Regions from separate parts of the Homo sapiens genome. Here regions 2 and 3 are each linked to region 1. A link is a loop called in an ENCODE intact Hi-C map of the cell type or tissue named here. Cell type or tissue: endothelial cell of umbilical vein. All regions are shown on one strand.

The links. Hi-C counts contacts between places; a loop is a spot of excess contacts. Peaks named below come from ENCODE experiments on the same cell type or tissue, not always from the same donor. Only the 100,000 strongest peaks of a DNase experiment are listed, where the experiment ranks them.
Region 2: a loop joins it to region 1, with 13 times the contacts of the local background. A loop is called at or near these places in 27 of 110 quality-filtered maps.
Region 3: a loop joins it to region 1, with 11 times the contacts of the local background. A loop is called at or near these places in 34 of 110 quality-filtered maps.

What each region holds. Positions count from the first base shown.
Region 1 is chr6:3,848,132-3,850,631 of GRCh38, forward strand. It overlaps FAM50B (family with sequence similarity 50 member B), which reads left to right and starts at 1,242. Exons shown (of 2, transcript NM_012135.3): 1 at 1,242-1,355; 2 at 1,658-2,500. The coding sequence starts at 1,681. It overlaps LOC107986557 (a long non-coding RNA gene), which reads right to left and starts at 1,235. Exons shown (of 3, transcript XR_001743931.2): 1 at 1,185-1,235; 2 at 258-518. RefSeq lists a silencer at 916-1,035 and an enhancer at 1,306-1,425. In endothelial cell of umbilical vein, a CTCF peak has its summit at 1,178 (motif pointing right); a DNase peak (open chromatin) is centred at 1,120; H3K4me3 peaks cover 1,293 bases; H3K27ac peaks cover 663 bases.
Region 2 is chr6:3,977,399-3,979,898 of GRCh38, forward strand. It overlaps the pseudogene GLRX3P2. Among named protein-coding and RNA genes, the nearest start is that of PRP4K, 43 kb to the right of the region's middle. RefSeq lists a silencer at 897-1,191. In endothelial cell of umbilical vein, a CTCF peak has its summit at 1,023 (motif pointing left); a DNase peak (open chromatin) is centred at 963.
Region 3 is chr6:3,989,793-3,992,292 of GRCh38, forward strand. No RefSeq gene overlaps it. Among named protein-coding and RNA genes, the nearest start is that of PRP4K, 30 kb to the right of the region's middle. RefSeq lists an enhancer at 955-1,454. In endothelial cell of umbilical vein, a CTCF peak has its summit at 1,234 (motif pointing left); a DNase peak (open chromatin) is centred at 1,189.

The DNA.
Region 1 (2,500 bases):
AAGTGAGCACATGCTGCTGGAAAAATGGAGCCAGTAGGCGCTTGACGCTGTGTTGCCACAAATCTTCAATTTGTAAAAACAAAAACAAAACACACAGTATCCCAGAGCTCAATAAAATAAGATATTCTTGTATTCTGGTGATGGGGCAACAATGAGAAGGCTTTAGATTAAAAAAAATGCTAATTTCCTAGATTAAGGCAAGTGGTGGGGAATGGGAGAAAAAGGAAAGTGTGAAAGGCTCTTCTGTAATTGATTACCTGTGGAGGAACGTCATTCCAGGAAAAGGCCTAGGTTTCTGGCTTGGACAATTTGATGAGGGCTCACACCGTGCTGTTCTCCTCTGGATATGTGGGTGCCATATGTAATTATCATATGATTCACGCTTCTTGGTAAGGTTATGCTCACAGGCATTGTTGCTCTTAGGCGGGAGGAGGCTGAACCGCAGTATGTATTTCACAACCAGCTTTTCCAAACTAGGTCCCAGGAAGCACTGGTTTCGGCGAGTGTTACCAGATCTCCTGCAGGGGAGAAACGGTCACGAAACATGAACTGGTCTGCCCTGCTCTTGGAGAGTTACAGTGGAAACTGGCATGTTAGAGGCTCACAGTAAAGACACTGCTACACTTTAACTCAGTGTCCCATGGTTATTAGAGCTTAGAACCCGGGGGAAACTGCTGTATAGAAGAGGTCAAACAAGCTGAGTGCAGGTTTTGTCACGAAACTGGGGGGCGAGTAGGGTTCTATTATCAAAGAATGGTTGTGTTGGGGCCATAAGAAAGAATTACAGGCAGTGGTGCGCAGGTAATGTTCACGAGACGCCACAGCGGGGTAGCATCAGAGGCGGGAGGAGGAGGGTTGGAGAGCAGGGCCGTGTTGCAAGGCTCTCTGGGTGGCCACAGCAGCTTGCGCTGCGCCCACATTGCTTCTGCGTGTTTACAGTTGGGCACGAGAAGGCTCAGCACGCACGCACAGCAGGTGGGGGCCCGCCCTGCCCACAGCGTGAAAACAGGAGCCCCGGCCAGCCACGGCTGGGCAGGGCCAGAAGCGCCTCCTCCAGGATCCTCCCCGCGCTGGCCCGCCCCACAGGAGCACCGCCCCTACCAGGAGCCCGGAGCTCTTCCCAGGGCCCGCCTCCCCGCCAGGGGGCGATCCACCTCCACTTCCTGTTTCCGCAGCCGCCCTACCAGGAGCCTGGCACTCTCCTCAGGGCCCGCCTCCCCGCCAGGGGGCGCACCGCCTCCACTTCCTGTGTCCACGGCTGTCGCGAGAGCCCGGGGCGAGTGGGCCTCTGCTCGTGGGTGGTTCTCGTGGAGGTCAGCTCCCGCGTGTCTCCGCTCGACAGGGTGCTTGGGCAGGTAAGGGTCCGCTCAGTAGCCCAACCCTCTCTGTATGCAGCTCCCCAAATTCAGCGCTGCGCTCAGGCATGGCAGCCACCCGTTACGTGGGGCCGTTCGCATTTGCATTTATTGAGGTCAAATAAAATGCTGGAAATTGGTGCCTGGTGACACTGTCAGGTTGGTGGTTACCCTAGCAGGTCGGCCCAGCCCCTGAACGCTTCCATCACTGCCGAAAGCCCTGTGAGGAGGCGCAGAGCTGAGCATTCCCCGCCGTTGCGTGGGCCCCCCTCTACCTGCCGCGTTTTTCCTCTTTGCTGCAGAGCCCATCGGGTAGGCGCGGGCCATGGCGCAGTACAAGGGCACCATGCGCGAGGCAGGCCGTGCCATGCACCTCCTCAAGAAGCGCGAAAGGCAGCGGGAGCAGATGGAGGTGCTGAAGCAGCGCATCGCCGAGGAGACCATCCTCAAGTCGCAGGTGGACAAGAGGTTCTCGGCGCATTACGACGCCGTGGAGGCCGAGCTGAAGTCCAGCACGGTGGGCCTGGTGACCCTGAACGACATGAAGGCCCGGCAGGAGGCCCTGGTCAGGGAGCGCGAGCGGCAGCTGGCCAAGCGCCAGCACCTGGAGGAGCAGCGGCTGCAGCAGGAGCGGCAGCGGGAGCAGGAGCAGCGGCGCGAGCGCAAGCGTAAGATCTCCTGCCTGTCCTTTGCACTAGACGACCTCGATGACCAGGCCGACGCGGCCGAGGCCAGGCGCGCCGGAAACCTGGGCAAGAACCCCGACGTGGACACCAGCTTCCTGCCAGACCGCGACCGCGAGGAGGAGGAGAACCGGCTCCGAGAGGAGCTGCGCCAAGAGTGGGAGGCGCAGCGCGAGAAAGTGAAGGACGAGGAGATGGAGGTCACCTTCAGCTACTGGGACGGCTCGGGCCACCGGCGCACGGTGCGGGTGCGCAAGGGCAACACGGTGCAGCAGTTCCTGAAGAAGGCGCTGCAGGGGCTGCGCAAGGACTTCCTGGAGCTGCGCTCCGCCGGCGTGGAGCAGCTCATGTTCATCAAGGAGGACCTCATCCTGCCGCACTACCACACCTTCTACGACTTCATCATCGCCAGGGCGAGGGGCAAGAGCGGGCCGCTCTTCAGCTTCGATGTGCACGATGACG
Region 2 (2,500 bases), 130 kb after region 1:
CCTGCAGGAGCCATTTGCAAATCAGACTTTCACCGAGCCTAAGCTCAGCTCCATCCCTGCCACCTTGGGAACAGAATTCTGGGAAGTATAGTTCCCAACCTCAGAAGAACGGTGGTGTCATCAGGTTGACAAGAGGCAATCCAGCACAGATGTTCTCCTTGCCTCTCAGTGTTCTGAAAGGTCATTCCGATGTGCTGGGCCTTTCTGCATCACTGCAATGGGCACTCAGGAAGCCCTTTCTGTACAAAAGCACATGTTCTCAAGTTCGTGTAGATTTTTATTATTTTAGTTTCTTCTCCTTTGTTTACTCTGTTCTCTCTGGAATTCCTAATATCATGCACCTCTGAGTTGATTCTCTAATTTTCTTATCTTTTCCCTTCCCTTCTCTCCTTCTGTCCTCCACACTGCCTTTTTTGTTCTTTCTGGGATATGTTATTGACTTTATCTTCCAAAGTATCTGCTTATTTATTTGAAGATTTTTAAAGCTTTTTATTTTTAAATAATTATAGATTCACAGGAAATATTATTTCAAAATTCAAAAAAAGGTACTGGGATGTCTCATGCACCGCCCCCCCAGACTCCCTCACTGTTAACATCCTGAACGACTATAGCATAATATCGAAAATGAAAAATTGAAATTGGTGGTGGCGGCAGCACGGTGGCAGGGGCAGCAAGGCGGCTGCAGCAGCTGTAGAAGAGGTCAGCTCAGCCGGCCAGTTTGAGGAGCTGCTGCGCCTCAAAGCCAAGTCCCTCCTTGTGGTCCACAATGTGCACAGATGAACGAAGTTATGGCAGAGTTAGCTAAAGAACACCCTCAAGTTTCATTTGTGAAGTTGGAAGCTGAAGGTGTTCCTGAAGTATCTGAAAAATATGAAATTGGCTCTGTTCCCACTTTTCTGTTTTTCAATAATTCTCAGAAAATTGACCGATTAGATGGTGCACACATCCCAGAGTTGACCAAAAAAGCTCAGCGACATCTAGTGGCTCCTTCCCACCCAGCACTGATGAACATCTTAAAGACCAAAAAAGCTCAGCGACATGCATCTAGTGGCTCCTTCCCACCCAGCACTGACGAACATCTTAAAGAAGATCTCAACCTTCGCTTACAGAAACTGACTCATGCTGCCCCCTGCATGCTGTTTATGAAAGGAACTCCTCAAGAACCACTCTGTGGTTTCAGCAAGCAGATGGTGGAAATTGTTCACAAACATAATATTTAGTTTAGCAGTTTTGATGTCTTTAGATCAAGAGGTTCGACAGGGGCTCAAAGCCTATTCCAATTGGCCTACCTATCCTCAGCTCTACGTTTCTGGAGAGCTCATAGGAGGACTTGATATAATTAAGGAGATACACGCATCTGAAGAACTAGATATAATTTGTCCCAAAGCTCCCAAATTAGAGGAAAGGCTCAAAGTGCTGACAAATGAAGCTTCTATGATGCTCTTTATGAAAGGAAACAAACAGGAAGCAAAATGTGGATTCAGCAAACAAATTCTGGAAATACTAAATAGTACTGGTGGTGAATATGAAACATTCGATATATTGGAGGATGAAGGAGATCGGCAAGGATTAAAAGCTTACTCAAATTGGCCAACATACCCTCAGCTGTATGTGAAAGGGGAGCTGGTGGGAGGATTGGATATTGTGAAAGAGCTGAAAGAAAATGGTGAATTGCTGCCTATACTGAGAGGAGAAAATTAATAAATCTTAAACTTGGTGCCCAACTATTGCAAGAAATACTTAATTACATTGGGAGCAGTTCATGATTTAGTCCTCAGAAATGGGCTAGGAATAGAAAAATCCTGCTTACTCAGTTACATGTTTTTTGTATTTCACAATGTCGTGCTAAATAAAAGTATGTTACATGTTTTCCCACTAAAAATAGAATGCAATAAACATCTTCAAATTATTAACAATAACTGTATAAAAAAGTGTATCTTTACAGCAATATTAAACATACAGCTACTAGAAAAAAACTGAAATTGGTACAATCTACAGAGCTCATTCAGATTTCACAAGTTACACATGCCCGTGTGTGTTTGGCATAACTTTTTGCAATTTTATCACTTGTGTTGTCTTGGATAGCCACCATCACAATCAAGATACACAACAGTACCATAGCCGTAAGAGTCCCGCATGTTACCACTTTATGAACATACCTATTCCCTCTTCCCCCATTCCTAATCCCTCACAACCAGTAATCTGTTCTCCATTTCAAAAATGATGTTTCATCAATGTTGCATAGATGAAATCACGCAACATGCTTAAGATTGGCTTTTTTTCACTCAGCATAATTTCTTCTAAGCTATGTGTGTGTTGTTTTTCTGTTTTTACTGTTAGTAGTATTTCCACAGTATAAATGTACTACAATTTGTTTAATCATTCACTCATTACAGAACATTTGGGTTGTTTCCAGTTTGGAACTATTATAAATAAAACTGCTATGAACATTTGCATATCTATTTATTTATCTTAGTCTCTACTCTATTATTTATTTCTA
Region 3 (2,500 bases), 140 kb after region 1:
TCCCTTGGGGCATACAGGGATTTAACTCTAGCTACTGGTCTATATACAGTGGAAGTGGTTGGGGATGTATAGAGGAATATTTACTTGCTCTTACAATGTAACTTCCTCATATAAAAAAGTGTATTAGGGCCAGGCGCAGTGGCTCACTCCTGCAATCCCAGCACTTTGGGAGGCCAAGGAGGGCGAATCATAAGATCAGGAGTTCAAGACCAGCCTGGCCAACATGGTGAAACCCCATCTCTACTAAAAATACAAAAAATTAGCTGGCGGTAGTGGCAGGCGCCTGTAATCCCAGCTACTCGGGAGGCTGAGGCAGGAGAATTGCTTGAACCAGGGAGGCAGAGGTTGCAGTGAGACGAGATCGTGCCACTGCACTCCAGAGCCCGGCTGACAGAGTGAGACTCCATCTCAAAAAAAAAAAAAAAAAAAAAAAGTGTATCAATTTCTTATAGCTGCCGTAACCAAGTGGCTTAAACAACAGAAATGTATTGTTTCACAGTTCTGAAGGCTGGGAATCAAAGATCAAGGTGTTGGGGCAGGGTGGGCTCTTTCTGGGGGCTGTGAGGCAAGGATCCGTTTCAGGCCTCTGTCCTTGGCTTGTAGAAAGCCATTTTCTTCCTGTGTCCCTGTACATTTACGCATATCTCCATGTACAAGTTTCTCCTTTTTTTTTTTTTTTTTCAGACGGAGTCTCGCTCTGTCACCGGGCTGGAGTGCAGTGGCGCGATTTTGGCTCACTGCAAGCTCTGACTCCCTGGTTCAAGCGATTCTCCTGCCTCAGCATCCCGAGTAGCTGGGACTACAGGCACGCGCCACCACGCCCAGCTAATTTTTGTATTTTTAGTAGAGACAGGGTTTCACCATGTTGGCCAGGATGGTCTTATCTCCTGACCTCATGATCCGCCTGCCTGTGCCTCCCAAAGTGCTGGGATTGCAGACGTGAGCCACCGCGCCTGGACAGTTTCTCCTTTCTATAAGCACAGCAGTCATACCGGATTAGGGCGCCCATCCATAACCGTCACCAAACAGAGGGTTAGTTGCTTGCTGCCTGCGTAGTCCAATTAACAAGAGCGAGGTCTGGCATAAAGAAAGCGGTTTCTTCCGAAGCTAGCTTGGGGAAGAGTCGTGAACGTTAGTCCTGCCTTTACATGTGACGTTTTGCTCCCAGAGCAGAAAGTAGGCACTTATCCAAGGCCGGGGAAGGAGTGAGCAAGGGCGAGGGGTCCCCCTGCTGGCCCAGTGCCTTAACTACTGGGTAGCTGAGTTGGTGCCTTCCTGGGCAGAAGTTATAAAAGTGGCCAAGTGGGCGTGCTTTTGACATGCCCTCCTGGTGGGTGGGAGTTCCAAGGCAACCCCTCCTAGAGGGTGAAGGTTCTGAGGCAGGCATGCTTTGGGGGCATAAGCCGGGGGAAAGGGGAGAGGAGAAAATAATTAAAAAATAAACTGAAAAATGAGAGTACTCAGTTACATAATGAACTCATTTTAACTTGATTCCCTCTTTACAGACCTTATCCCTAAATAAGGCTATATTCTGTAAACCAAAAATAAAATCTTAAGATCCGTCAGCCATCTGAATGGACTCCTCCTCTCTGCCAGAGCATTCCAAAGTTAACCGGAAAAACTGGTTCAGGCCATGATGGAAATGGGGGGGTCAGACATGGCTCGTTATACCATCCCCACTTATGGAATTCAGAAAGAGCCAACCAGCATTTAACATCAACACAGAACTTATGTCTAATAAGAAACATTTAGTCTATTCTCTCTGAGGCATGCTATCTGGAGGCTTCATTTGCATAATTTAAAAGTTGGTCTCCACAACCCCTATCGAAACCCAGACATTCTATTGATAACTCTTTTAACCAATTGCCTATCAGAAAATTTTAAAATCTACCTATGACCTGGAACTGCCCCTCACCCTCCATCTTTGAGTTGTGACACCTTTCCAGACCAAATCAATGTATATCTTACATGTATTTGATTGATGTCTCATGTCTCCCTAAAATGTATAAAACTAGGCTATTCCCCAACCACCCTGGGCACATGTTCTCAGGATCTCGTGAGGGCTGTGTCATGGGCATTGGTCACTCATATTTGGCTCAGAATAAATCTCTTCAAATATTTTACAGAGTTTGACTCTTTTCATCAACAATTCTGAGGTGCTGGGGGTCAAGACTCCAACATATGAAATTCGTGAAGCAGGGGACACAATTCAACCCATAACAAGGAGTTACATGTTTTTAAAAGAGAGGTAAAGCACAAGAAAACATATTTGGTCTTTGTGCCAGTTCCAGGTACATGGCTTCTAAAACCCTTGGAATCTCCCGTGTGATAAGATTATCTTCTGTATGATAATGAGCTGACTGGTGCCTGGGGTTGCCTGGATGGCCTCAGGATGAGGGTGGATTGATAAAAGACCTAGGCATCTTTAGAGGCTGGAACTTCTAGCCCCACTCCCAATCTCTTGGGACGGAAAGTTGAGTTAATCACCAATGGCCAATAA